Linked DNA regions of Homo sapiens: region 1 is linked to region 2. Evidence: chromatin loops called from intact Hi-C (ENCODE). Cell type or tissue: Caco-2. All regions are shown on one strand. Each heading gives the region's core, and the rest is flanking DNA. Links, peaks and the distances in the headings are about the cores only.

What was found. A loop is a pair of places that touch in the nucleus more often than their neighbours do. Peaks named below come from ENCODE experiments on the same cell type or tissue, not always from the same donor. Only the 100,000 strongest peaks of a DNase experiment are listed, where the experiment ranks them.
Region 1: a loop joins it to region 2, with 4 times the contacts of the local background. A loop is called at or near these places in 14 of 110 quality-filtered maps.

What each region holds. Positions count from the first base shown.
Region 1 is chr18:51,386,837-51,402,456 of GRCh38, forward strand. It overlaps LINC01630 (long intergenic non-protein coding RNA 1630), which reads left to right and starts at 5,206. Exons shown (of 3, transcript NR_040074.1): 1 at 5,206-5,421. In Caco-2, for the core only: no CTCF peak of the experiment used is centred there; no DNase peak of the experiment used is centred there.
Region 2 is chr18:51,272,975-51,288,594 of GRCh38, forward strand. It overlaps the pseudogene RNU1-46P. Among named protein-coding and RNA genes, the nearest start is that of MEX3C, 83 kb to the left of the region's middle. In Caco-2, for the core only: a CTCF peak has its summit at 5,236 (motif pointing right); no DNase peak of the experiment used is centred there.

The DNA.
Region 1 (15,620 bases), core at 4,661-7,160, 110 kb after region 2:
CTAGTGTGATCTTGGCTCACTGCAGCCTGGACCTCCTAGGCTCAAGTGATCCTCCCATCTCAGCCTCCCAAGTAGCTGGTACTTTAGGCATGCACCAACACACCTGGCTAATTTTTGTAGACACAGGGTCTTGCTGTGTTGCCCAGGCTGGTCTTGAACTCCTGAGCTCAAATGATCAGCCTGCTGCAGCCCTCCAAAGTGTTGGGACTACAGACGTGAGCCATCATGCTCAACCCTGTTTATAATTTTAATAGCCATAGTTTATAGCACCAGCTGAAAGAGAAACTGGCTCAGCAGATAACTGTCACCTCTCTCTCTCTCTCTTTTTTCCCCAGAGAACCTTGTCTTGGGCTATTGGTAGCCTGTAGATAAATTACCCTTGGATCAAGTGACCATCCCTGTACAATAAGAGTTGGCTGAGGAAGAGGATAGACTGTGAGCAGGAAAGATCCCCTAGAAAGGCATGTAGGTATAAAAGGATCTTAAACTAAATATATGTCTATCATATATAGGATGGATTTTTTTTTTCCCATTTTTCTTTAACTTTTTAATTGTGTTTAACTCTACCCTCTTTCTCTTCGTTTTTTCAGCCCCAGTAACACAAGTGTTAACTTTATTGACAGTATCACAGGTCCCTGAGGATCTCTTTGGTCACTCTTTTTCAGTTTATTTAATTTCTGTGTTTCAGATTTGGTTATTTCTATATTTCTGTTTTCAAGTTCACTGATTCTTTCTTCTGTCATCTCCATGCTGCTGTTGAATTCATCCACAAAGTTTTTTATTTTGGTTATTGTACACTTCAGTTCTAAAGATTCCACTTGGTCTTTATATCTTTTTTTTGTTGTTGAGACTTTCTAATTTTTGCATTTGTTTCAAGTATAGGTGTAATTGCTTATTGAAGCATTTTTATGATGATTGTTTTAAAATCTCTGATAGTTGTGTTATCTTGGTATTGGCATCTGTATTAGTTTCCTAGGGCTATTTCCTAGGGCAAAAAATTACAACACATTTGGCAGCTTAAAACAACAGAAGTGTGTTCTCTCACAATTCTGGAGCCCAGAATTCTAAAATCAAGTTGTTGGCAGGGCTGTGCTCCCTCCAAAGGCTCTAGGAGAGAATCTTCCCTTGCCTCTTGCAATTTCTAGTGACTCCAGGCTTGTGGCTGCATAACTCCAGTCTCTGCCTCTGTCTTCACATGATCTTCTCCTCTGTGTTCATGTGCTCTCTCCTGTCTCTTATGAGGAATGAGGATGCTTGCCATTGGATTTTTGGCCCATCTGGGTAATCCTGGATGATCTAATCTCAAGATTCTTAATTATATCTGCAATTATATCTATTGTTCAAATAAAGTGACACTCAAAGGGTCCATGAACTTACCTCTTTTTAGGAGCCACCATTCAACTTACACCAGCATCTGTTGATTATCTTTTGTCTTTCAAGTAGAGATCTTCCTGGTTCTTGGTATGATAAATGCTTTTCAATGGAAACCTGGATACTTTGGATATTATGTTGTGAGGCTCTGGATCCTATTTAAAATTTCTGTTATAGAAGGTTTTTATTTTGACACAGCTTTGGCAAAGGAAGAGGGAGCACTGTCTCATTATTGCCATGTGTGGTTCTAGCCCAGGTTCCCCTCTGGCTTTCCTTGCAACAGAGGATCCTTGTTACTGCTGGGTGGGGTGGAAGTTCAGGGTCCCCACAAGGCCTCTGCTGGTTCCACTCTGGCTTGGAAGGGCAGAGGTTCCCTGTCATTGCCCCTACATGGCTTCCAATGACACCGTGGAGGGACAACTCTTTACAGCTGGATTTGCTCTCCATTAGGCCACCTCTGACACAACCACAGCAGGGAGGGGAAGGGAAATCTTGTTTCCATCAGGTCAAAGTGGAAGTCCAGGCTCTCCACTTAGCCTTGGCTAGCAGGGGTAAGGCCACAGTTTTTCTGTGGTGTTTGAATACAATAGAGTGGTTATTGACTGTATTAGTCCATTTTCACACTACTATAAAGAACTACCTGAGACTGGGTATATTAGTCAGAGTTCTCTAGAGGGACAGAACTAATGGAATATATATATAAAGGAAAATTTATTAAGTGTTAACTCACATGATCACAACATCCCACAATAGACCATCTGGAGGCTAAGGAGGAAGGAGAGCCAGTCTGAATCTCAAAACTGAAGAACTTGGAGTCCAATGTTTGAGGGCAGGAAGTGTTCCAGCACAGGAGAAAGATGTAGGCTGGGAGGCTAGGCCAATCTTTTTTCACATTTTTCTGCCTACTTATATTCTAGTCACGCTGGCAGCTGATTAGATTGTGCCCACTCAGATTAAGGATGGGTCTGCCTTTCCCAGCCCACTGACACAAATGTTATTCTCCTTTGGCAACACCTTCACAGACACACCCAGGATCAATACTTTGTATTCCTCAATCCAATCAAGTTGACACTCAGTATTAACCATCACATTGGGTAATTTATTTAAAAAAAAAGTTTAATTGACTCACAGTTCTGAATTGCTGGGAGGCCTCAGGAAACTTACAATCATGGCAGCAGGTGAAGGGGAAGCAAGGCTTGTCTTACATTGTGGTAGGAGAGAGACAGAGTGAAGGGGGAAGTCCCACTTTTAAAACATCAGCTCTCGTGAGAATTCACTATCATGAGAACAGCATAAGGGAAACTGCCCCCATGATCCGATAATCTCCCACCAGGTCCCTCCCTCAATATGTAGGGATTACAATTCAAGATGAGATTTGGGTGGGGACACAGAGCCCAATCATATCATTGCCTAAAAGTTTTTGTCCTGCTCGGCTGCCCATTCCACATTCTTTGGGCTAGAGAGAGCAGGCTTTTCTTGGGCTTTTCTGTCTGCACCTGATGGCATTTCTGGGTTGCTGGCTTCTCCACCATCCAGGCTGGGGTTCATGAGACAAAAAGAAAATCAAGGAGCTCACCTCAGGTCCCAAAGTCCTTAGCCCCTCTGTCTTCTTCTTTTTTTTTTCCTTTTTTGAGAAGGAGTCTCACTCTGTTGACCAGCCTGGAGTGCAGTGGCGTGATCTCAGTTCACGGCAACCTCTGCCTCGCAGGTTCAAGTGATTCTCCTGTCTCAGCCTCCTGAGTAGCTGGGATTACAGGTACCTGCCACCATGCCTGGTTAATTTTTGTATTTTTAGTAGAGATGGGGTTTTACCATGTTGGCCAGTCTGGTCTCAAACTTCTGACCTCAAGTGATCCACACTCCTGGGCCTCCCAAAGTGCTGGGATTACAGATGTGAGCTTCCACGCATGGCCCAGCCTCCTGCCTTCTTCTCTCCACCCTTCAGGGTTTCCTCATTTATATATATATTCCAGAGATTTTAGCTATACTAAATGGAAGGAAAGGGGAAATTGGTGTTTACATGATATAAAGAGTATTTACTTTTTTTGGAGTCAAATTTTTTTTTTTTTTTTTTGCTTTCATTGTCATGCTTCCCCTCCTAAGAACCACATAAATATTTATCTATTTTTAATGCTTTTGTAGTTTCATCTTTTATATTTGTCTTTAAGCAAGTGTTTATCACAGTCTGGCTTATAGACTGTAGTTTCTTGGTCCACCTAAGAACTACTGAATCAGAATCTCTGGGAGTCTCTCTTTTTACAAACTCTCCAGGTCATTAAATATCAACCAACATTTGAGATCCACTTCTTCATCCATTCAAAAAAATTTTTTGGTGTAAGTTGTAAGGCAGGCCTCTCACCTATTTTTTTTTCCCTAAGTGGTTAGTCAATTGCCTTAAAACCATTTATTAAATTATTCTATTTCCTTCGCTGACTTAAAATGCTACCATGATAAAATATTAAGTTTATATATATAAATATAAATATTTGGGTCTGTTTCCAGATGTTCCATTTTGCATCATTGATCTGTCTGACCATTCTGGCGCCAGTAACTTACTCTCTTTAATTGCTGTAACTCTAGTCTGGGTAGATTTCTGAATGTTGCCCTGCACCAGCCTCTAAAAGCCTCATAAGAAACCATTTGCCAGGAGAGAAGTAGATGACTCATATGTGAAGATGCTTTGTAAATTGCAAAGCGCTCTGGCCTTTCAGCCTACCCTTGACACTAGCACTTCCTAAAACACTGATCTCATCCCTTCCCTTCCTGACTCTAAAGCCTTACTCAGAAGATGAAGCTCATTATCCTGGCATTCAAGGTCTTTCCTTCACCACCTGGTCCCCATATCCCCCTTTTCAAAATGACCGTCCACTTGTCTTCAATACAATCCTCTTTAATCAGGTTTGCCTGTGATCTGTTTTTCAAGACTTGCCTGACACATTTCTTGCATTCGATCTTATTGTTTTCTCTACCATGAAGTACATTCTTTAAAATTACTTACCGTCCTCCAAGGCCAATCTCCTTCCAGAAAGCTTTTTATCTGAATTTTCCAGCTTTCCTCGTAGCATCCACTTTACACTTAGCATACATTGAGCTATGACAGCTCTCCTCTGATGCAATTACTTTTGTTATTTGTGTTTTCTGGAGTGTGTATATCATTTCACTCAACAGTAGTGTAATATTCTTACCCACAGAGGCTTTGCCTTCTCCTTCTTTGTGTGTACCTGCATTTCCCCTAGTAAAGTGTGACACACACAGCAGACATTCACTCAATGTATGTTTACTGGCTAAATAAAGAAAGGGTACTATTAGATCTCAATGAAAGTCTGTGATTGTTTTGTATTGCTCAAACCCAGACAGAGGATTGGTCATCTTGCTTCATCTATTTTCAGGTATGTGTTCAGTTCAGAGAAAAATCATAGGTAAATGTTGTGTTCTGAGATAATCACTGCTTTATACTAATCAGCTAGACAATGATCTCATGGGATACAATGGTCCTGTGCAGAGATGTAGAAACCCAGGAATTTCTTCTTCACATCCTTGCAAAAATCGCCCTGCAGCTCAGAATGCTCTCTATAAGACAGGATAGAGATTGTTTTAGGATGCTATTGTCTTCCCTGCCCACAGTCCCCTCAGAGGGGGAACTTACTCACAGAAAGCCCTTGTTGTCTCAGCTGCTGTTCTTTTTATCACTTGATTCAGTTTCTCCCTGGCCACAGCTGATTGGACTTAACCATAGCAGCTGATTGGACTTACCGTACCAGCACAGAGATAAGCTGAGCCAATCAGGGTCTTGCTTGGGTGAATAGAAATGAAGAAACACAAAAGAAAGCTGCCAATTGGATATGGGTATTGTAGCTGAAACGTCTTGCGAGCTGAGTCAGGGTCGGGGAAGCTGTGATGGCAATGAGAAGTCAACACACTGAGGATGGAGAGAAAGAAGATGAGTCTGGGAGAGAAAGAGAATGATTCTTCTGGCCGAGGGAAAGCAAGAATATCTGTTCCTGCAACTGCACTGATTCTAGAAACACTCTCTATTCGAACTCTCATGAGGTAACTTCTTGTTCCTTAATTCTGGGTCTCCTCTACTCCTGTTCTTGACTCCTCATGAGATCATTTGAGCTTAGTAATAAACCCCACTTATCTTTACCAGGCTTGAGGGAATGCGTGTGTGTGGGGTCTCTGCTCCTTTCAACAAAATTATCCTCTATAAAATAGGTGGCACTGGGGGAATGGTTATCAGCTGGGTTTTTTTTTTTGTTTGTTTGACAGTTTGTTTTTGGTGTGGGGGTTCCTGAAGAATGTATATTTAATTGTAGTATTAGTCACCTGAGTTAGAATAGCTGGATGATGAGTGTTTTAAAAAAATACTGCTTTTGGCTGGGAGTGGTGGCTCATGCCTGTAATCCCAGCACTTTGGGAGGCCCAGGTGGGCGGATCACGAGGTCAGGAGATCGAGACCATCCTGGCTAACAAAGTGAAACCCCGTCTCTACTAAAAATACAAAAAATTAGCTGGGCGTGGTGGTGGGCGCCTGTAGTCCCCGCTACTCCGGAGGCTGAGGCAAGAGAATGGGGTGAACCTGGGAGGCGGAGCTTGCAGTGAGCCGAGTTCGGCGCCACTGCACTCCAGCCTGGGCGACAGGGCGAGAATCCATCTCAAAAAAAACCAAAAAACAAAACAAAACAATAAAAAACATTGCTTTCAATACACTTTTAAGCTTTTAATACTTTTTTCATGAAAATTTTCAAATATTGAGACCAGTAGAAAGAATAGTAGAATAGGTATCCATCAATCTACCACCTAGATTTAACACTTATTAACATTTTTCCCTATTTGCTCTATCTCCGTATTTCTTTTCTGTTGTTGGATTATTTTAAAGTAAACTACAGATATTGTAATATATTTCCCCTAAGTACTTCAGTATGCATCTCTAAAAGAGGTGTGTTCCTACATGACCACAATACCGTTGTCACATAAAACACAATTGGCAGTATTTTCTTAATGTCATTAATAACCTAACTATTAAGAAAATAGTGCCAATTGTGTTTTATGTGACAAGCATAAAAAGAAGAAAAATTGGGACTCATTTAAATAGTCCCAATTTTCCTCAAAATGTCTTTTATAGATGCTTCTTTTCACACCTTGATATAAAGATGGCACGGCATTGAATTGTTAAATTTTGTCCTTCAAGTCTCTCCTAATCTAGAAGTGTCTTCCTCTTTATTTTAAAGGAAGAAATTAGGCCAGATATTTGGCAGACTGTCCTACATCCTAGATCTGTCTGATAGTTTCCTCACAGTCCTGTTTATCTTGTTTCTCTCTTCCCAGTAATTCCTATACAATGTAAGTTACATTTCAAGCCAACTCTCTTCCTCAGCCACCTCTTGTAGTACAGGGATGGTCACTTGATCCAAGGGTAATTTATCCACTACATTTTTGGTGATAATAGCTCAGAGGTGGTTATGCTGTGTATTTCATATTGCATCACAGCAGGAGGCACTTAATGTCTGGATGACTGTCCCACTATTTGTGATACTGTGTTGGTTACTCTGTTCAAGGTGATGACTGCCAGATCCCTCTATTGTAAAGGAAGGCATCTCCTTTTGTGATAAGAAAATAAGCTATGGGTGATACTATTGAGTTTTCCATTAACCTTTCACCTAATGATTTTAGTATCTACTATTGATTCTTTCTGGAATGGATGAACTTTGTCACTAACTAATATTTTCTGACAATAGGATAGGCTACAGGGAGACTGAGAAGCGGAGGCATGAAATCTTCTTTGTTGGAGATTGTTATGCATGTTACTATTATTATGGATATATGTATTGTTATTTATTGCAGCCTAACAAACTGTCCCAAAATATAGTGACATCAAACAACAACAATACATTTATGATCTCTCCTGGTCTCTGTGGGTCAGGAATTTGGGAGGATATGGCTGGGTGCTTCTAGCTTAGGGTCTCCAATGTGGTGGTCGTCAGATGGGGCTGGAGCTAGAAAAGCCGGAACCTAGATTATCTGGGGACTGGCAGGGAGTTTTTATCTTTGTGTTATCTCAGGCCCACCCTGTGTCATTTCTCTGCATGGGGTGGTTTGGGTTTCCTTGCAGCATGGTGTCCTCAGGGTGGTAGGACTTTACATGGTGGCTGGTAAGGACTGAACATTTGTGTCCTTCCAAAATTCACATGTTAAAATCCTAACTCCCAAGGTGATGCTATTAAAAGGTGGGCTCTTTAGGAGGTGATAAGTCATGAGGGTGGAGCCCTCTTGAGTGGGATAAGTGCCTTTAGAAGAGGTCCCAGAGAGAGCTCACATGTCCCTTCTACCATGTGAGGATACAATGGGAGGATGTCGTCTATGAACCAGACACCAAATCTGCTGGTGCCTTCATCTTGGACCCCCCAGCCTCTAGAGCTGTGAGAAATAAGTTTCTGTTGTTTCTAAGCCGTGCTGTTTATGGTATTTTGTTATAGCAGCCTGAGCAGACTAAGACAGGGGCTCAGGGTTCCAGCGTGTTTCCAGTGAGCTGGGTGGAAATGGCTTTGTCCTTTGCAGTTGGCCCTTGGAAGCCATGTAGCATCACTATACAGTACTCTATTGGTTGACCAGTCATGACAGTTGGCACAGATTCAAGGGGAAGGGACACACATCCCACTCTTGACAGTGAAAGTGTCAAAACATCAGCAGACATGTTTAAAAACACTATATTGTTTTTATGAAGTAAGCATATACATCTGTATTTACTAATATTTGCCTTTAAAAAGGATCTGCATAATTAATAATTGAGAAAAACAGAGCAATTAAAAATAAGACAAATAATAAATAATAAATGGATCAAAGAAACAGATATACCTGCCATCTGGACAGATTATAGTTCCAATGTAAAGGATGAAGGACTTAGGTGTTTGTAGCTCTAGTTGCTGGGTAAAAGGTTGTTTACAAATTTACCTGAAGAGTTATTTTTTTCCTCTTGACACTGAATTTTAGAAGGACTTTATTAAATGTATTCTTTCATCAGGGCCATTGAGAAAGAGAACCGTCAATGCCTGGCTTTGGTTGTTCAGAAGACAGAGAAATACTCTTTAGGTGGACACTTGTGAAACAATTTCTCTGGGAAAACAGAAACTCGAATACCAATATTAGCTTTTGATTAGTTTCTGCAGGGGAACTAAGATAAGTTGTGAGTATGTTGCCTTCTGAAGATGTAGCCCCTGCTCTGGTAGGGTCTTGCTCAGGGAACCTTGGCAAAAACTTGTCAACTCCGGCCACACATTATAATCACAGGATGGAAGCAACTCTTACAAACCCACATGCCGAAGTTCATTTATCAATTATGCAATTGTATTCTTTAGACCAATTGAATACAATCTCTGGGGGTAGGATATCGGCATTAGTATTTTTTTTTAAAACTCCACAAGTGATTCCAGTGTGTGATCAGGATCTAGAACCATTGCTTTAGAGCAGGGCTTGGTAAACTGTTGTGAAAAGGGCCATGTAGTAAATATTTCCAGATTTGTGGTCATACTGCTTCCATCCCAGTGCTTCAGCTTCGCCTTTCAGCAGGACAGCAGCCATAGACAATGGGCATGATGAATGGGCATGGCTGTGTTCCAATAAAACTTTATTACTGACACCTTGTTTGGGGACCAGTTACATTTCAGCTCTCTTTAATAGCATCATCCTTGTATGTAGAACCTCAGATGTGCAGACATGAAAGAAGGGAGTACATTTATAACTATTGTGACTGTCATGGGCATTTTGAGTGGCAATTTAAATTCTTCTCTTTTTTTCCCCAGAGATGACTTTATTACTCACAGCAAAAGCAGTAGCCAGAGTATCAGAATTTGTGCTTTTCCCCCTGAACCCCAGTTCCCACAAGGGTAAGAATTAGGTCCTGCATAGATACCTACACATGCAGTGGGTCATGTCATAAAAAACAATGAGGGTGGAGAACCAGCCATTCTATAGCAGGCAGTGGCTTACTTGCTCTTTTCCCTCAGCTCTGTTTTTTTTTTTTTTTTTTTTTGAGACACGGTCTCACTCTGTCACCCTGGCTGGAGTGCAGTGGTGCGATCTCGGCTCACTGCAACCTCCGCCTCCTGGGTTCAAGCGATTCTCGTGCCTCAGCCTCCTGAGTGGCTGGGATTACAGGTGGCCACACCACCGCACCCAGCTAATTTTTTTTTGTATTTTTTGGTAGAGACGGAGTTTCACCCTGTTGGCCAGGCTGGTTTTGAACTCCTGACCTCAAGTGATCTGCCTACTTTGGCCTCCCCAAGTGTTGGGATTACAGGCATGAGCCACAGCGCCCAGCCTTTCCCTCAGCTCTCAAGGTGCACATTGCAAATGCACCCCTGCAAAATGGCCCCAATAAAGAACCTTGCATTTCTGGCACATCCAGCAAGAATGTGCAGGAATGCAAAAAGCCCATGGAGAACCATCTCCCAACATCAGTACATGTCCCTGAAATGAAAATTAACCTGTCTCAGAAAGATATAGACAAGAAAATGTGCTATTACTAATGTTTTAAACTATATAAACTAACAACTACCTTTTGCCAAAACTTAGACTTGAGTATCTTTTGAAAAATCAGGTAATAGTGATATTTCCTTTTCAAGCACTATCCTGGTTCCTTATATTAAAACTAGACTCCATATCAGGATGACCAGAGTTTGAACTCTGGAGGCATGGCCCATGAATACAAATATCTTTTCTGTCCCCTACCATTTCTTTTCTTTTTCTTTTCTTCATTGTTTGTTTTCTTGTCCCCTACCATTTCTTATTGCTTTCTAACAAAATTAAAATTTCTAAATTATTATATATTGTCTTTTATTTTAAAAAAGGAAGGGGGTTAATTCACAAGCTTATATATTTCTTTGCACAGCTTCCCCCCACCCCAGCTCTCCTCCCACCACAAATCTTCTGTCCTTAGGACATAGATCTTTGGAACTAGGAATGACATTAGAGATTGTTTCCTTTCTGGTCCTCCAGAAGGTCTGTGACTTGCCCAACATGGCTAGGGCAGGAACCAGGAGGGCAGGACCAGAATTCTGGCCTCGAGTCCCCTGTCTAGAGATCAGCTAACTCTTGCCCTCTGCCTCCCTCCTCTCTGCATTCACACCTGATTCCTGCTTTACAACTTCCTCAAACACTAAGGTGTCCACTGACCCGGTCCTCTGTCTCTTTCTGGATCCAAGACCTTGAAATGACCTTGATTTGTTTTCTAGTCATTGTTAATTATTTGAGGATGGAGTAATGCATTGTCCTGCATTCTCCATCAGCTTACAGCTGATGGTGAGAAGTGAGAGGTGACACAGTTATTGGAGGGCAGGATTGGAGGGCCTCCAACTTACTGTGGTTTAACTTATGAATTTTAGACTTTATGACAGTGCTAAAGTGATATGTATTTAGTAGACACTGTACTTTGAATTTTGACCTTTTCCTGGGCCAGCGATTTGCAGAATGATGCTCTCTCATGATGCTAGGCAACAGCAGTGAGCCGCAGCTCCCATTCAGCTGCACGATCAGCAGGGTAAACAACTAATACTGCACTCTACAGTATACTGCATTCAATGAATTACATGAGACATTCAACTTTATGAAATAGGCTTTGTGTTAGGTGATTTTGCCCAACTGTAGGCAAATATAAATGTTCAGAGCATCTTTAAGATAGGCTAGGCTAACCTGTGATGTTCAGTAAGTTAAATATATTAAATGCATTTCCAACTTGATATTTTCCACTATTGATGGGCTTCCTGGGAGGTAAGCCCATTGTAAGTCGAAGATCATCCATAGTCCCTTCAGATTCAAGTTCAAAAACATCCTTTTCTTCTGAAAATACCTTCACTTTTCTGCTTGTTAAGGCTGGACAATTTTCCCCTACCCCCAACCTTTTCCCAAATCCTTTTCTCTCAGACTTGGAAGACCCTACTCTCTCCTAGCTCTGTTTCTAGGCCTCTCTATTCTTTTAGCTTCTTTTAGAAGACAGTCCACATTGTGTTATTGTCAGTGCTGGCTTAATCCTGGGCCAGTTTCCATCTGTGTAATCTTTTGCGTAATCTCATCTGCTCTCACAATTTTGAATTCCAAAAATACTCACACAGCTTCCTTATCTCTGCCTGGTATTTTTGCAGTTGCCTACTAGCTAAAATAATCCATTTAAAATTCTTGTCACATGTCAAAGAATTTAGGGAAGAATGGCATTTTCAAATTTTGACTGCATTACTAAATCACTTTACACTGGATAAATCAGCTGTCTTTGACCTTATAACTTTTTTCTTTTAGTTATTTTATGTGCATGAATTTCCAGTTGTATGAGGTATAAGAATTATTAAATGAAAAGCTATGGAAATTTTTGAGATCTTGATTTCTTTTGGTTTTAATTACTGACTATATTCATAGTCTAGGTAATAATTTGATTTTGAGATGACTCCTATGAGCAAACACTGTATATATTCCTATATAAAAAAGGTTAATTAAAAAATCAAATATCATTTCTCATCTGTTAAGCCACCCTTAATTGTTAAAATAATTATTTTCTGTCTTTGTCATGCTTTGGCAAAACTGGTAGCAGTGCAAATTGAAATAACATTTTTAGAAAGCCAGTTGGCAACATTCAAAGGGATGTTTTTACAATAAAAACGGAAGGTGTATCTTACTGTGTTTGAATGTAATTAAAATGTTCAGAGAGAGAAAATGTTTAGAGGATGCAAGGATAGGGAGGTGGGATGTGGGACCTGATAGCACTGGGCTGGTTCAAAGATTATATTTAGATTTTCTATATGCTTGAGGATGGGGCTTTATGGACTCTAGAAGAAGTCTCACGGCTTTTTAATTTAACTCTGAGACTTTTGATTGGACCAAAGACTCCCTTTCCCAAAATTCCAACTTTTGCATTCTCCTGCCAAAACTTTCCGGTAGGAAATAATGAGATGGAGTGCGCAAAGCCTAGCAGGGGTGAGGCTCCTCCTGTCCTCTCTGTGCTCAGGGTACTGGGTCAGTGCTCTGGCTTGTAAGCTTTCCTCTGAGAAGCAGGAAATCAAAGGCAGACCATGGTGCCTGCAAGTATGGCCTGGGAGTCATCTTCAAGGTCTCCCACTGCCCAGCTATCCTCAGGGTTTTATACTTTTACATAGAAACACCTGAATCAAGACAAAAATGCATCTGGCAACTTATTGCACTTTTTTTCCCACATTTGATCTTTTTCAGCATTAGCCAAGTCAAAAATAGTCTGGAGATTTGAGTGTTGGAACAATTAGCCACCTGTATTTTATGTGGAAAAAAATAAGAATTTCCAGGCTTGGCTCAGCCATTTTGTGTTGATTATACTGAGTACATCGAAGCGAGGTGACTGAATTTTGCACACATTAGAAGCAGCAGCTAAAACTCTGTACAGCTTGTGTTATAATTGGGAAAGCAGGGATCTGTTCCAGCATCGTATCATTCCCTGAGTTCTCTAGTAATATCACACTAACTTTCTCAGCAAAGCTAAGCAGATTAGTTGGAGGGGGTAGTAAGAAACTTGGTTGCAATAGAAATTCTTTCTGGTTAGGAAAAATAAAAGGCAGTGATAGGCCACTGAACATTCTGGGAACAGTCATGCCTCTGCCTTTTGTCCCTGACAGAGAAGATAAAGTCACGTGTAGATGACGCTGAAGAGGATTTCTTTGAGTTGCCAGCAAAGCTCTGTTTCAGTTATCTATTGATGTGAAACACAAAATTCCAACGTAATGGCTTAAAACAACGATGTATGATTGCGACATTCTGTGGGCCCAGGAGTGGGGCGTATCTTGGTGGTTCTTCTGCTTTGCATGATGTTGACTGGGTCACTACTGCAGCTGCACTCAGTTGGGAGCTCAGCTGGGGTGGCATATCCAAAGTGGCCTCTCATTGTCCGGGACTTTTCTCAGACGGCCCTCTGATAGTTCAGTAGTCTAGTCTGGATTTCTTATGGCATCACAGCTGGCTCTGAGAATGTAAAAGTGGAAGCCGCCAGGCCTATTTAGGCCTGGACCTGGGACTGGCACAGCACTGGCACTCATTTAATTGGCCAAAACAAGTCACAAGACCAACTGAGATTGAAGGGGAAGGGAAGTAGCCTCCAACTCTTGGTGGGCTGGGGTGTCTGGGGGGCAGGTTGGGTTGAGGCAACTCGTCTCTTGGAGGGTCCCAAGCACAGATAGGATTGTATTTTCCTTTAGATAACCCAATTTAAATTTATTATGCAAATGTTATTGATCACAAAGTGTTAATATTTATGTTATTTATTTAAATAAATAAAATGCTGGATGTAAAATAATTTTATAAATGGTAAAATACTTCAGTAAATCAAGTTCTGGCCTAATGGAAAGGCATAATTGAAAGGCTTTTACAAAATGTAAAGCTTGGGGTCCTTATTTCACGTAGGAGAAAACCGAGGCTCCTATAAATATTTAACTTGCTTAAATTAATCATTTTTCAGTTTTAAGTCATTAAATTTTTGTTTGGCGTGTTGACAGAAAAAGGACTAGAAATACCTCTTAACTCCCAGCTCAGTGCTTATCTTTCTCTCTACCTTCTAATCATAACTTAACAGTTGTTCCTGAAGAAAATCTAACCTTTTGGTTTTCTTTGCCATAATCCAGAGTTTCTTGCCTTTGGCACTATTGACATTTTGAGCCTAATGATTCTTGGTTGTTGGGGGTTGTCTCGTACATTGTGGGATGTTTGGCAATACCCTTGGCTTCTGTCCACTGCCATAATCCAAGGCACTGACATTTCTTATGCTGCAGTTCCTGAACTGTCTACATAATCATGATTGAGAATTAACTATTTTCCCAATCAAAAACGCAGGCACAGGTCTGATAAAGGACTCCCCCTGCCCCAGTTTGTACATTCAGATATAGAAAAATGTTTTAAGTTATAAATTAAATGTATAAAATTAAAATTTTGATTTTATTACATACATTATACAGATCACCTTTAAAAACACAATTCCTTAAAATTCAGTTGTTTTGGCAAAATGACAAAGTATGGTTCATAGGATTTTTCTTGCAAATCGAAACTGATAACTGTTGGCAAATGTCAGCTGTTATCTTTTTACCTCATTTCCAGTTTGGGTAGAACCTAACTGGAGAGGTGATGTTAAATAACAGTGTGTTCATAAAACACAAAGTGAAGAAGAGATTTGGCAAAGTGTCTAGTTGATTTGAAACAAGTAGACCAGAACATATTCAGTTTAAAAACACTTCCTGATGCAAGTATTATCCAGACTGAATTTCTACACTAATCAAATTGTTTCAAGTATTCATTTCACTTGGTATTGTGTCAAAACAGCTGAAGTGTCTGATAAATTATTCTTTCCTAGTTGTTTATGACTCCAAGCATACATATAACAAAACTGAATTTGATCTAACCGTTTCCATTTCTCTTTCCCATGTGAATGATAATGTTGATGGAACTATGGAAGCAACACCAACAATGAAATTAAATAATGTCAAGGTTTCTTGCTTAGGAAAGCTAGGCAGCATTAGAAGGTGCCTGGGGAGGCAAAGCAGAGTGTACCCAAATGCTTCGGTCTTGATTGTTTAATAGTTGTTAAAAGCCAGTCAACTCACATTTATTTCTCCTTCAATTCCATAAATGGACCTGCAAAAATTTGCAAATAAATCTACACAGCTTTGTCATACATAAACATGTGCTTGAATTCATTCCTTCATTTGCATTTTTGAACTTTCCCAAATACAAATACCTACAATAGCCCAATATGCTTGTTCTGCTCATTTGGAAAAGCTATCTGATGGTTTTCCCTTTGGCATTTTGAATAACTGCTAGCTGCAGATGCTAAATAACTCTCAAGTCTGTGTGACTTAATATTTCTGCCGAGTTAATCAAATAAAATACAGTTGAAATCTCAACCAGAAGATGCTATCTGTCGTCTGACATGTACTCAACTGTGATAATGAAATACTGCCTGACTTAGCCTTAAATTTTGAAGTTGAGATCCATATTGAATAAATTTTGAAGTCTGGTTTCCTGAACTTTTAAAATTACATATGAATTTAAAATTTGTTTTGCCCAATGGTGTGAAGTAAAGACTTGATATGGTTAAGGTGAATTTGGTCACATAATCAAACTTACGTATTCATGTTGATAACTTGCCTTCCCTCTGGTTACCTCCTCTCTCTTTTCTTCCCACCCTACCATGGGACTTGATTTGAGTACCTGTCCTGATCCTCTTAACTCTGCCCCACATTTAGATTCGAATT
Region 2 (15,620 bases), core at 4,294-6,793:
AAGCCAAAACTAAACCAAAACAACAACAGCAATGAAACAAAATTTTTCAATGTGTTCCACCTTCACCTGTAGAAAAAGAAGTAATCTAACATCTATGTTATGTTCCAGACATTATATTAAATGCTTTGCATGAATTAACTTATCTGATTTTTTCAATAACCTTGTGATGTAAATGCTATTTTTGTTTAGCGTCTCTATCCTACAGACGAGGAAAGCAAGACAAAGAGAAGTTAAATAATTTCTCACAGCTAATAAGAGGAAGAGCGAGGCCTTGCACCAAGGAAATCTGAAATCAGAGTCTGTGCTGTCAACCACTTCATTATCCTGCCTCCAAACTTCTTGTGCCATTGACAAGGTCCTCCACTGCTAACTGGGGGTACTGTAAGCACAAAGACAGTGAGATGGGAAAATGCATGGCGCGTTTGAGGAACAGTCATGAGGCCCAATTAAGCTAGAATGGAGCTGTCAACCTAAAAAAAGACATGAGAAAATTATCCCTAAATATGTTGAGTTTAATCAGGAATAAGAAATAAGGATTATAATTCAGAATGCATGGAATGGCAAACCACCAGTGCATTGAGGGAAGGATAAGAGGAGCTTTTATTAGCAAAAAGAGATTTACATAAGCTGCTTAGAAACAGAGTTCATTGGTTCCTGAGGTTCAAAGCCAGAGTTGTCAGTTTATTGGTAGAGATCCTGTTACTGGGCAAGTGTTCTTCAGAGAACATCTTATCTGAATTACTGCAGTCCTTCAGAGTGTCTAGTGATAAACTTTATCAAATCAGGAGATGCATAAAGGATGTGAAAGGGTTTCTTATGGGGTTTTTAGAAAGTCCTTGGAAAGAGTTCTTATCTCAGATGTGTAAACGGGAGTCCTCTCCTTCATACCTTCTCTTCCTGGCCCTATTTTGCCTGGGTCTGACAAACGCAATTTCATCCTGGTATCTGCATCTTTCACAGAGCCAACAAAGGGAAAAAACATAGTTACTTTATGACAGAGAAATAGGCAGGGGGAAGATCATAGGGGCTTGCTGACCAGGGTAAAGAGTTTGGAGTTTATTTAATGTGGGATGGAAAATCCTTGGAGGGTTGAAAGCAGAAGAGTGATAAAATTTGTTATAGCTTTTTTTTTTTAAGTAAAAAAATTTTTAAAAAAATCTTTTTTTTTGTAGAGTTGGGAGACTCAGTATGTTGTCCAGGCTGGTCTTGAACTCCTGGCCTTCAGTGATCATCCTTCCACCATGTGAGCCACTGTGCCCGGCCATTTGACAGTTTTTTTTTTTTTTTTTTTTTTTTTTCTTGAAGCAGAGTCTTCCTCTGTTGCCCAGGCTGGAGTACAGTGGCGTGATCTCTGCTCACTGCAACCTCTGCCTGATGGGTTCAAGTGATTCTTCTCCCTCAGCCTCCTGCGTAACTGAAATTACAGGCGCCTGCCACTACTCCTGGCTAATTTTTGTATTTTTAGTAGAGACGGGGTTTCACCGTGTTGCCCAGGGTGGTCTCCAACTCTTGACCTCAAATGCTCTGCCTGCTTCACCTCCCAAAGTGCTGGGATTACAGGCATGAGCCACCACACTCAGCTCATTTGATATAGTTTTTAAAAGTTCCTCTGGCTAGCTGGGCGTGGTGGCTCATGCCTGTAATCCTAGCACTTTGGGAGGCCAAGGCGGGCGGATCACGAGGTCAGGAGTTCGAGTGTGCGGCACTGGGCCATTTCCTTCTTCTTGGTCCATTTGCCATTCCTTCCATTGTCTGCCCAGTGAACACCTATTGCCTTTTAAAACATAGTCACAGCCTCCTGTCTGAGGCTTTTTCCAACTCATCACCCTCAATAAAATTATCTCGTTCTTCTTTGCACCCCCACAGAACCCACCCTGAATATTTTATTTGACCACTGTGGATTAATACAAAAGTATATTTGGTTTTTGTCCCCAGTTCCTGGCACGGAGCCACTAAAACCCTTGGCATTTTCTGAGTGAGGGGAGTGTCTTTTGTTATTCATAACAAACCCCTTTCCATCACACCTGAGTTTATGCTAAGGAGGTGACTTACAGTGGGACCCCTAGGTAGCCTCAGGATGGGGCTGGTCACCAGAAAGAGCAAGTGATTAGAGGGTTGGAACTTTCAGCCTCACCTACCGACTTTGGGAAGGGAAGAGGTGAGTGCTGGAGATTGAGCTCTATAAACACTACTGAACAATCCAGAGAGCTTCTGGGTGGTGGACTCATCAAGGTGCCGGGAGGGTGGCGCACCTGAAGAGGGCATGGAAGCTCTGTGCATCACCCCTGCCGCCCCCTTCCTATCCTGCTCTATGCATCTCCTCCATTTGGCTGTTCCTGAGTTGTATCTTGGTAAATGTAAGCAAATTGCTTTCCTGAGTTCTGCCCACTGTTCTGGCACATTATTAAATGGGCTTATGGGAACCTGGAACTTTGTTGCCGAGTTGGACAGAAGTGTGGGTAACCTGGAAACCCAATACTTGCAATTGGCGCCTGAGGTGGGGACAGTGTTGTGGATCTCAGCCCTTAAACCTGTGGAGTCCGGGTAGTTAATGTCAGCATTGAATTGAGTTGAGTTGTAGGCCACCTAGTTTGTGTTGGAGAATTGACTGTTAGTATGGAAAATCCTCATATTTGTTTCTGACACCAAAGTATTGCAGAAAAAAAAAAAAACCTTTAACCACTAACTTATTTTTTTTGTGTTTCTGCCTTCCTTTTAATAACCATAAGCTCCTACGGAAATAGGAAAAAAAAAAAAGACCATACCACTGTTATTCCTGCATGCTATCTCAGAGCTGTCTGGTATATTGGACGCATTCAGTAAATATTTACTGGTAACTGAAAGAGCTAACTAATTCATATCTGAAGTTCATTTGGGTTGGTGGACCTTGTGTTGACGGTTTCAGTTTCTCACTCCTTGTTCTTTTATGATGCAATGTTCCTGAAATTTGAGAATTAACAATTTTCTAATCTTTATGAGCTTTAACTTAGTTATGATACGGTGTAATATTTTACATTTAAGGTCTATATTTATCTATCCTGCAGCATGCACTTAGCTTTCCTGATAGATAACTGAGTTAGCTCCTTAATTAAGTAGTCTTTTTCCTTTTTTCCCTTATATTGCCCAGCAACTGGTCTTGGTGTGGCTACAGTTTCTCTTATTGAGTCTGGGTGGAGACAAGATGGGACTTCAAAAATCCTGTGGCTTTTCTCCAAGTCAAAGCAATCCCATCAGGGTGAAGTTTTTGGGCAGCTGTCGGCTCAGCTGGGGCCAGGCTGGAGGCCTGAGCTACTGTCTGTTTTGCTGCATTCTTGGCTGAAGGCCAGGCTGAGTTTCTTCTGAACTTGGATAGTGGCTTAGGCGAATCTGGCCTGTTCAGCAATTGTCAGGTTCCTTGGTTAGAAGAGTAGCAGCCTCTGGAGATTAGGGGGGAAACGTTCTCCACAACCTGGCCAATGGTGGGATGTTACAGTGAAAGCACATTTTTGACAGAATTCTGCCAGATATACAAGCATAAAAATAGTCACACATTGTGCTCCTTAAACTCAGGGGAGGCCCCTCTCACTGACTTCATCAAAGGGTTACTTAGAGGTGGATGCTATGATTTCTGATGACTTTGAAGTCAAGTCAATCCCAGAGCCTAAGATTGGCCATCCTGGCTATCGTACATCATTGCAGCCACTTTGGATTAAAATGTTAACATGAGATATTGGTTGGAGTCCCTAAATTGTGGGGACAGACACTTTCTCTAATGTTTTCTCCAACGGTATTAGATCCTGGGCTTGCCTGTTCCTTGCACTTCATTCATGTAGGCATGGGAGGGTCTGCGTAAATTTTTCTCATTGTGATAAAATATACATAAAATTTACTATTTGAACGGTTTTAAACTATACAGTTTTGTGACATTAAGTACATTCATCATGTTGTGCAACCAGCACCACCATGCATTTCCAAAACTTTTTTATTTTCCCAAACTGAAACTCTATATCCATTAGAAAATAACTCTCCTTTCTCCCTTACTCCCAGCCCTGGGAAACCACCATTCTACTTTTTGTCTCTATGAATTTGACTATTCCAACTACCTCGTATGAGTTGAATCATGTAATATTTGTCCCTTTGTGTCTGGCTTATTTAGCATTAATGTTTTCAAGGGGCCTGGATAATTTTTATGGCAACCTTATTCCTTGAACATCACTCATTTTGCCAGTGTCAATTATTTCGAACATCCTTCATGCTATTTTACAAACCTGTGGTGTGGACTTAAGTAACAATCAGTATTTGAGGGGCTGAGTAGCCACCGCTGGATTGTGAATTTTTGCTTGGGGTTCTTCATATGCTAACGAATCACCCTTGACACATTACATAGCTCATTCCAAAGTCTTTTAAAAGTAAATGACCACACTGACACTATGACATAGCCAAAATTCAGAAACTCCTGACAGAGGTAAAGTAATGAACATCATAAAGAAGGGGCTTACCACTGGATGTCAGGATCACATTTTGGTCCTGTGAGGCAGGGGGGTTTTAGAGATACCTAGAGTTTTGCACAAAACTCTCTCTTTCGTGTGTGTGTGTGTGCGTGTGTGTGTGTGTGTTGTTAGGGTAAGAGTTCAGGACTTTCATCAAATTCTAATGAGGTTCCTGATCTCCCTAAAAAAAGTTATGTCATATTGAAAAGGGAAATTCTATTTTCTATAAAGTTTTGAATACAAAACAATAGAATAGAAATAGATAGCTATAAGTAGATAGAAAATAGAAAGCATAGGAATAGAAAGAACAGAAATAGAAGGGAAAAATTCTATTTCCTATGTTTGCTATAGTGTTTTGGAGAGAACAGATGGAAAACAGTCCGTATATCCAGGTTGGGTGAGAATACTTGGAAGTATTTCACTGCGTGTGTGTGTGTGTGTGTGTATGTGTAGGGGGATTCCTTAGTTTTCTTATTTATTTATTTATTTATTTATTTTTGAGACAGGGTCTTGCTCTGTCATCCAGGCTGGAGTGCAGTGGCATGATCACAGCTTACTGCAGCCTTGAACTCCTGGGCTGAAGCGATCCTCCCACTTCAGCCTCCTGAGTAGCTGGGACTACTGGCGTGCACCATGACGCCTGGTTTCCTTAACCTTAATTATGTTATGGCCTTCAGTATAGGAGCCCATGCTCTGTAATTTCTCTTATTGGAGCCAGTGATTTTACATCAGGCTTGCAGCCTTAAAGCTTTTCCTTACCCACAGGGCAGCCCCATCACACACCTCTAGGGGGCACTGTTTGCTTTCATCCTCTATGACTGGCACCTGCTGGAGATGGGCAGTGCACTTTCATCCTCTGGCATGGCTGATGTTGGGCAGTGCACTTTCATCCTCTGGCATGGCTGATATTGGGCAGCGTTGACTCCCAAGGCTTTCTTGTGAGTACAAAGGCCATGGGTCTTCACCGATCCCATCTTTCTCAAGGCCAATCTACTCTTTCAGAGAGATATGTTTAGCATGGGCTGTGGAAAAGATCAAAGAATCAAGAATAGAATTCTTGCCTCTGTGTTCCAAATTAGCAATGGGATTCTTGGTATTTTGAAAATATTTTTACAGTGATTGGCTAATGAAGGAGCCCATGGAGATAAATAACATCAGGAAGCTTTCAAGGCTAATAATACCTTAATTTTCTGTTGTAACCTTTACTCTCTAGACTTCTAATCGATATGCCAGTTTAGCAAGCTGATGTAAATATTCTTTCCTACTTGGAATGCTCTTCTTCACTATGCCTGTTTAATTTCTCTACATCCTCAAAATCCCAGTTCAAGTCCCACCACCTCCAGGAAGTCTTCCCTCACCACTTTCATCCACAGTCACTGTTCCTTCTTCTGAATTTGGTACTACTCAGAGCCTGCATCTCACTATTAGCATTCACCTAGTGTGCACTGTTGGTTTTCTTTTTATATGTGTGTATTAGGAACTATTATCTTGTCTAATTCTCATCGCAGTTAATTTTTGTTGCTCTGTGGTCCTCTTTTCCCACTGAGGATGTGGCAGCTACTATCAGGGGGTGAAGAATTAGACAAATAGCCCTCAAGACCACCCTCACTTCTGATACCAAATGTAAGTTCAGGGGGTTCCCAAGACCATCCCCACATTTGGTCATTTGCTAGAATTTTCTAGAAGGATTCACAGAGCTCACTGAAGGCTGTTATACTCATGGTTACAGTTTAGTACAGGGAAAGCATACAGATGAAAATCAGCCAAGGGAAGAGACATGTAGGGCAGGGTCCAGGAAAATTCCAAGCATGGAGCTTTCAGCCATCTTCTCCTAGTGTCATGGACAGTGTTACTCTTCCAGCAAAGATATTTGATAATACATATGGAGTACTGCCAACCAAGAAGCTCACCTGAGCCTGGGTGACCAGGGTTATTTTATTTTAGAAATAGGGTCTTGTTCTGTCATCCAGGCTGTGGTGCAGTGGCACAGTCATAGCTCACTGTAACCTCAAACTCTTGGGCTCAAGCAATCCTCCAGCCTCAGCCTCCCAAGTAGCTGGGAATACAGGCATGCGTCACCATGCTTGGCTAATTTTTAAATTTATTTTGTAAAGGCAGGGTCTTGCTATGTTGCCCAGGCTGGTCTTGAACTCCTGACCTCAAGTGATACTCCCACCTCAGCCTCTCAAAGTGTTAGGATTACAGGCATGAGCCACTGTGGTAGTCTAAGAGTTTGTACTGAGGTTTCATGGTCAACTTTCCACATGGCTGACCTCAGGTTCCAGTTCCTCTAGAGATTGAACTGATATCATATGACTCAAATTTTCACTATAAATCACACTGTTGGACTTTCTGGTGTAGTCCAAAGTCCCTTAGAAAACAAGGACACTGTTATCAGGCAGGACATTCCAAGGGCTTAGAGATGACTGCCCAGGGGCCAACAGCAAAGTCCAGACCGCTCTTTGAGCAAAGTTAAATCATTTACTACACAGTGGGCTTTGCAAAATCTAACTGAAGACTAGAGATCAATTTCAGTTCCTGACTTCCCAGATAGGGTCTCAGGTACATTTCAGAGATAATAATCAGGATTTTCATTTGCAAGATTTTTATGTGCAGAGCCAGCTTCTTTGGGAGAAGTAAGGTTTGTGGGTTCTATGTGAATCAAAGCTGGAGGATTAGAGTTTTGAGTTTATTCATGTTAACAATAGGAGAGGAAATTAGGTAGGATGTCATATAGAGCAATTTCTCACCATACAGGAAGGCAGTAAAGACCCTTTCTGGGCTGGAAGGAGGAGACTGGGAGAGAGAGAGAAAGGAGACAGGAGAGAGGTTCTCATTTGCCCCACTCGTGGGGTTGAAATCAAGGTGTGGGGACAGGTGGGGTCAAAGGCGGCTCAGATGCATTTAAGGATCTGGACACAGAGGGTACACTTGCTCTTCCTTCTGTCTGGAAATCTTGGACACCAGCTCAGAGAGAAAGACCTGCACAAACAAACTATAAAGATTGAGCACACATGAAGTTTTTTGAGTTGTAAGCAAACAGCATCCCACATCAAAATGGCAGGTGTGGGACAATGTGCATATCCATTGTTATGTTGCATGATCCATAGATGAACAGGAATCTGTCCACATCAATGGCAATGGTTGTGTTATTTATTTATTTATTTATTTTTGAGACAGAGTCTTGCTCTGTCACCCAGGCTGGAGTGCAGTGTGCGATCTCGGCTCACTGCAAGCCCTGCCTCCCGGGTTCATGCCATTCTGCCTCAGCCTCCCGAGTAGCTGGGACTACAGGTGCCCATCACCACACCCAGCTAATTTTTTTGTATTTTTAGTAGAGACAGGGTTTCACTGTGTTAGCCAGGATGGTCTTGATCTCCTGACCTCGTGATCTGCCCGTCTCGGCCTCCCAAAGTGTTGGGATTACAGGCGTGAGCCACCGCGCCCGGCCTGTTATTTTTTTAAGGCAGAGTAGGCAATTTACATCTTTTCTTGTCTTTCTTGGTTAGGTATCTAATCTCTAAATTAAAATAGTTGTGGCCAATTATATCTGATCACTTATGACTATGTCTTCCTTGCTTAAATGTTGTCAATAAAACTCCCTGTTTCTTGGCCCAGCATTCAGGCCTCCAAAGTTTGGCCTCTGCCTTCCTGCCTGACTTCATCTTCTATTCCTTCTCCTTAGACAGTGCCTGCTGTAACAACATACTGCAAACTGAGTGGCTTAAACAGCAAATATTTATTTCTCACAGTTTTGGGGGATGGAAGTCTGAGACCAGGGTGCCAGCAGGGTTGGGTTCTTGGTGAGGGCTCTTTTCCTGGTTCACAGGCAGCCATCTTCTTGGTGTGTCCTCACACTGGAAAAAGGAGAGCTGACTAGCTCTCTGGCTTCTTCTTTTTTTTTTTCTTTTTTAGAGACAGGGTCTTTCTGTATTGCCCAGGCTGAACTCAAACTCCTGGGCTCAAGCAATACCCCTGTCTTAGCCTCCCAAGTAGCTGGGACTGCAGGTGTGTGACACTGTACCTGGCTTCTGGCCTCTTCTTATGTCAATGAAAAGAGTCAAACTGTGTAAAATATTTGAAGAGATTTACTCTGAGCCAAATGTGAGGACCATGACTGATGACACAGTCTGACGAGGTCCTGAGAACATATACCCAAGGTAGTTGGGTCACAGCTTAATTTTATACATTTTAGGGGGAACAGAAGTTACAGGCAGACATCCATCAATGCATGTAAGGTGCACGGTGGTTCAGTCTGGAAAGGCAGGACAACTCCAAGTGGGGTGGGGTGAGGTGGAGGCTTCCAGGTCACAGGTGGTTTCAAAGGTTTTCTGATTGGCAATTGGTTGAAAGAGTTGATTCTCTCCTAGATCAGGGAAAAGACCTGGAAAGGGAAGGAGATTCTCTAGAGAGTAATTTTCCCTACAAGAGGCAGCTTTGCAGGGCCATTTCAAAATATGTCAAATAAATAAATTTTAGGGCAAAATACTTCGATTTCTTTCAGGGCCTACTATCTATCATGTGATGCTATAGTAGAGTCAGGTTGGAATTTGGTATCTTATTGCTGCAAAGAGTCTGTTTTATCAATCTTAAGATCTCTGCTTTAATGTTAGCACTGACAATTTGTGCCTGAATTCCAAAAGGAGGAGGGTATAATGAAGCATGTCTGACTTCCGCTTTCCATCACAGCCTGAACTAGTTTTACTTTGGAATGCCCTTGGCTGAGAGGGGGGCTTCATCAGTCAATTGAAGGGCTTAGAATTTTATTTTTGGTTTACACATCTAAGAACACTAATCTCATTCATAATGGCTCCACCTTCATGACCTAATCATCTCCCAAAGACTCCGTCTTCAAATACTGTTGCTTTGGGGTTAGCATTTCAACATACAAAGTTTGAGGGGATACAAACTTCAGTCCATTGCAGATAAACTACTCTCAGCTAAATGGAACTCAGCAGTTCTTGAATGCACTACCCCATCTTTTTGCCTTTACTTAGACTGTTTCTTCTTCCTGGACTGTCTTTCCCCCATTTCTGTCAGGCTTAAATTCCACTTCCTCCATGAAGTCTTCAACTTTCCACACTGGAAGTTAGCCTCCCATAGCACAGTGTCTTTACTTCTCTTACAGGATTTTCAAAATGTACCCATCTGTCATTATCTGAGTATAAGTCACATACCTGATTGTTAATTTCTGGAAGGCAAAGATTATGTCTTTCTTTCTTTCTTTTTTTTTTGAGGTGGAGTCTTGCTCTGTCTCCCGGGCTGGAGTGCAGTGGTGCGATCTCAGCTCACTGCAACCTCTGCCTCCTGGGTTCAAGTGTTTCTCATGCCTCAGCCTCCCTAGTAGCTGGGATTACAGGTGCCCACCACCACACCCAGCTAATTTTTTGTATTTTTAGTAGAGACAGCATTTCACCAGGTTGGTCAGGCTGATCCTGAACTCCTGACCTTAAGTAATCCATCTGCCTCAGCCTTCCAAAGTGTTGGGATTACAGGCCTGAGCCACTGCAGCCGGCCATGTCTTTTTTTTGTTTTGTTTTTTTTTTAAATCTCCATGTGTCTAATAGCACTGGGCTCAGGGCCCTGCATACTCGAACACTCACTGAGGGTCTGCTGAACTGACTCTCTCTCACAGATGCAGACACACATGGGGAACACATGTATTTTCAGACTAAGTCTTCTACTGTCTGGGAGTGTTAGGGCAAGAGGAGTAAAGGTGTCATGATCTGGTAGGAGCTGAGGCTGTGTTCTAAAGGGAGAGGAGGGGAGGGGAGGGAGCCAAGAGATGGCTGGTAGGGTTTGCCATTTGAGTAGACTTGTCTTTAGGTTGAGTGGCTTCAAAGTTCTAGAGCCAGAGATAAAAAAAAAAAAGCTGGGAGTTTCTCCATCACACCTTTGCAGTCAAATTTGGTTAGCAGGCAAGGGGTGTGAGCTGGAGTGGGGGTAGGCCCCATGGGAACTGGGGAACTTTGCTCCTTACTCTTGGAAATTCTCCAGAGTAGACAAAATCAGTGTCCATTGTATTATCCTAAGGTTTAACATGTGGTAGGACTTCAAGGAGTCCAGGGACAAAGGTCAAGAACTCACTATTCAAAAAAAAAAGATAAAAATAACCTATAACTATTTTCTGAAATATTTGTTCTCAGCAGTAGTCAAAGAACTGTAAATCCAGACAACGAGGTTGTCTCTGCCTTTTATTTTGTCCATGTGTGGGTGAGGTATGGGCTGTTCCTTTGTGCATTTTACTTTATTTACTTTGAATCAAAAATTTTTTCTTTTTAATAAACATCAGGGGAAAGCACACACACAGTCCCCCACTACCACAAATTATGCAGCTGAGTTTCCCGCATTTGGGATAATCGCAGGTATCAGCACATCTAGAGTGCAATGGATAAGCCTCACCCTGGGAAAACCACCTTTGTGATTGTGGTATCTCCTATGCCAGGTGCTTTGTGCGTTTTAATACACAAACGTAAAATTGATAGAAACTTGGCCACTTTATCTATTTTAAAAGCTATTAAAAAAACCTGTATGTTCTTTGATCTAGAAATTCTACCTCTAGAAATTTATCTTTAAGAAAAGGATAAATTGTGCATTTATGATAATGCATAAAAATCTGGCAAACATGTTCACAGCAGTCCACTTTTTAATAATAATAATATATATATCCTAAATATGATTATAGGAATTGAATAAATAAACATTCTTACCATAGAATACTCTGAGGTTGATAAACATGATGGTGAAGATGTTGAGCAGTTTTCCTTAAAACTGGTTCTCAATTCACTGCTGATTTGTGGAAATCTGGCACTGTCTATACCAGGCAGCAACTCTAAGCCATCTCAAGAACTGAGGCACAGATTCCTTTATCTTTGTTTTTTTTTGAGACAGAGTCTCACTCTGTGGCCCAGGCTGGAGTGCAGTGGCGCGATCTCGGCTCACTGCAACCTCCACCTGTTGGAGTAGGTGGGATTACAGGCATGTGCCACCATGCCCAGCTAATTTTTTTTTTTTTTTTTTTTTTTTAGTAGAGATGGGGTTTCACCACATTGGTCAGGTGAGTCTCGAACTCCTGACCTCAAGTGATCCGCCTGCCTTCACTTTTCAAAGTGCTGGGATTACCAGGCATGAGCCACTGTGCCCGACCAGATCCCTTTAACTTAAACTGCCCTATGCTTGCTTGGTTCAAGTTTTGCTGAGGCCAGAATGAGCAGAAGGTGGGAATGGGTCTGGGTATTGAAGCTCCCGACCCCACATTTAGGGAGCTGGGTTTGTGCACGGGTGCTGAGTCGGGAGGTGCTGCAGGATTGGCCTCTCCCAGGGGGTAGCTCTGGGGGGAGTCTCTTGTCTTTACCTTTGGTGGCTTTTTTTCTGTATCTAATCTATGGAGGAAATTGCATGGACATCAGGCTGACTCTGACCTGCCTGACGTTAGAAGGGTAATTCTGACGTGGAAAGATGCTCAGTATCCATTGTCAAGTGAAACAAGCAGTTAACGAAACAGAAACAGCCCAGTGCAGTATTGTTTTATTTTTTCTTGGTAGACACATTATCTGTATCTGCACCTACACCTAAACTTCTTTTTATCTAGATACAGGTAGAATAACATCCAGAAAAAAGGTTTACCAAATGTTACTTCTTGTTTCTGGGTTGTGGAAATGCAATAATTTTCATTTGTGTCCTTAAACTTTTTGTTTACTCTTTTTGTTGTTATAAAAACATATATATCAGTTGTGTAATGAAAATTTACAAAGAACGTCCTGAAACTTTTTGTTTACTCTCTTTGTTGTTATAAAAACATATATATCAGTTGTGTAACGAAAATTTACAAAGAATAATGATCTCTGGGGAGCTCTGCCTCTGATTTCCTTTTCTCTGCCCATTAAGCTGTAATAAGTAACTCCTGATTCCAGGTCTTTTGGCCCACAATGAGAGTCTGGTCGGAGGAGTTGTTCATCCTGACCGGGCATCTGGGAATGTCACAAAGCAGGCGGGCTTTGAGGAGCTGGCTCTGTAGGGAGAACTCTGATGGGAGGAAGGCCATGCCACGCTGAGGGGGCAGCATGAGCGAGAAAAGGGAATGGCCCACTGTGGACAGTGAGTTAATTCCAGGCCTTTATGAACGTTGATGCTGAGTGCAGGTATCTGAGATGCTTCACGGGAGAAGGCAGCTAGCCAGGTACTCACTTATTGCCTTCCATATGGATACAGGGAACTGCTTTAATTGTTCTTTTCCTCTTTTTCATTTGAAAGTCTTGTCTTCATGAAAGGACAGGTGCATGGAGGGCAGAAACTTATTTTGAAAGTCCCTCAGCAAATTTCCCAATGCTGGGCAGACGGGATGTCAGTGGATGCATTCTGGCGAGACTAGAAAGAACTTGAGTTGACACTGACAGGCAGAAATATATGCCACCCCAAAATATGTCAGCCTAAAAGATGTCTTCTCAATTGAAGGCAATTGAGAAGAAGCAGATACAAGAAAAGCTCTCTGTCTCGCCCTTTCCCCAATCATTTGCCTAAAAGCAGAACATAAATTTGTAAAGGGGTCCCTCTTCCCCTTCCTACTAGTTAGGACAGAAATTAATCACTGAGGACAACACTAGACCCATATCAGCCCAGAGATGGCAGCGGAGTAACCCACGTACAAACCTTAGTTAGCCTTTATCTTCCATTATTTTCTCCATATATTTGCCTTTCCACAATTTGCTGCCGCTAGAAGCTCAAAGTTTTTTTCCTTTGTCTTGTCACTTCTCTAAAAATTTATTGTTCTTTTGTTAAGATGTTATATAAGCCCAAGTTCAAACCATCCTGATTTACTCATTGATGGGTACTGCCAGGTGAAGGCATGATGCGCCTGTTAATAACCTGTTTTTCTCTTGTTAATCTGTCTCTTCTTAGTCTAATTTGCAGGGCCTCAGCTGCAGAACTCAAGATGGCTAGAGCAAAAGATATTTTCCCTCCCCTACAGCATGAATTCCATTAAGGTAGCTTTAGGGAATAGCTCCCTGTCTCTTGTTATAGGTCTGTAGGAAGCTTAGAAGATGGCTAAGCTGGATGTGGTGGCTCATGCCTATAATCCCAGCACTTTGGGAAGCTGAAGAGGGAGGAATTTGAGACTAACCTGGGCAGCATGGCGAGACTTCCGTCCCTACAAAAAATAAAAAATTAGCCAGGTGTGGTGATGCATGCCTGTAGTCCCAGTTGAGGTGGGAAGATTGCATGAGACCAGAAGTTTGAGGCTGCAATGAGCCATGATCGAGCCACTGTACTCCAGCCTGGACCACACAGTGAGACCCTGCCTTGAAAAATTAAAAAGAAAGAAAGAATGAAAGAGAATGGCCTATTTAAAGAATTCTTTCCTCTAAAGCTGTTTTTACTAGAGGCATGAGGGTTCTTATGAGTAATTTGGTACACATAGTAGTTGATATGGTTTGGTCCTGTGTCCCCAACCAAATCTCATGTCGAATTGTAATCCCCACATGTGAGGGGAGGAACCTAGTGGGAGGTGGTTGGATCATGGGGTGGATTGGATTTCATCCTTGCTGTTCTCATGATAGTGAGTGAGTTCCCACGAGATCTCATCATTTAAAAGTATGTAGCACCTCCCCCTTCTCTCTCTTTCCTGCTGTCATGTAAGATGTGCTTTGCTTCCCCTTTGCCTTCCACCATGATTGTAAATTTCCTAAGGCCTCCCCAGCCATGTGAAACTGTGAGTCAGTTAAACCTATTTTCTTTATAAATTACCCAGTTTCAGATCGTTCTTTATAGCAGTGTGAATATGGACTAATAGTTAAATTTAGCTTATAAATAATTAGCTTTTTGTTTATCAGGATAGATTCAGGGATATCTATATGATAAAACAACTCAAACTCACTTGCACGCTGACATGTTTCTTGCCTGGGAGACTGTGGGCCTGCTGAGAATTATATCTAACCTTGTGCTCTCATGACCCCCACAGCATAGTGAACCACCCTCACTGATGTACCTGGATAGTTAAATTACTCATACACTTATCAAATGTTCCTCTATCTGCCAAACCAGGAACAAAGAAAACTGGCAGGTACTACTTGGGGTCTTTTCAAAATCTAGCCTTTCCTTGGAAACGCACTCTAGTTCCCTGCCCCGCCCTCGTGTGTGATGGGGTGGGGGTGGTTGGCTCTGAGGTACACGTTTGAGATGGGAATTCCATGCAGGCAGCTTTAGGGAATGGCTTCTGCCCTGTTAGACAGGAGCCCACGAACAATGCTGGTGTGAGTATGCTCCGAGGGGAGACACAGGAAGGGAGATGGGGCCTGGACGCCTCTCCTCAGCTGCCAGAGTCATCCCTGTGGCAGCCGAGGGCCTCTCTCACTGCTCCCTGGCCAGGCAGGGAGATTTGGAGGGGGCCAATATTTTCGCAGTTTGTGAACTTGCCTTATTAGTTGGGGGATGATTTCCTAAGGACTTGAAAGGAATATCTGAACATAGAAACCCGCAGGAGGGATTAGGAGTCCTGTCATCCCAGGAGAGAAGGTGGCATTACCTAACCGTGTTCCCTCACAGTTAGGCCCTGGAGGGGAATGGGAACATTCACTGCAGACTGTCAGTGTCCAACTCTCTGGAGGTCAAAGCGAGTCCTGCCCTTTCCCCAGCAGTCACTTTGCTGCTCTCCTTTGTCCTGCCCTGAGGTCCAGAAGCCCTTGAACACAGCTGTGAGGGTTTTAGGAATGTTTTTGTTTTCCTTACACCAGAGAAGCCTGTTTTAAACTTGCAAAATGACAACTTAAAAAAAAAAGTGCTGATGATTGGCAGATGGATGAAGCCCTGAGACCAAAACTATATTCACCTGCCAACCCACATACCATCCAAGACTAATTTTAGCTACAGTCTCAGTTTTAACCCCGTCTTCATCCAAGAAAGTGGTTGTTGAACTCTGCCTGGGCTAGGCTTGGGACCAGACACCAGTGAGGCTGTGATCTTGCAGACATCCAGCACTTCCCTTTACCCCAAAGCAATCTAAAAATCTTGCTCCAACACCTTATCTATCCAGTGGGCCATCTAGCATATAGGTAACTCAGCCATGGCTGAGAAAGAAAATAAATAAACAACTTTGCTGTTAGCTATCATTTCTTACACACACACACACACACACACACACACACTCACCTGCAC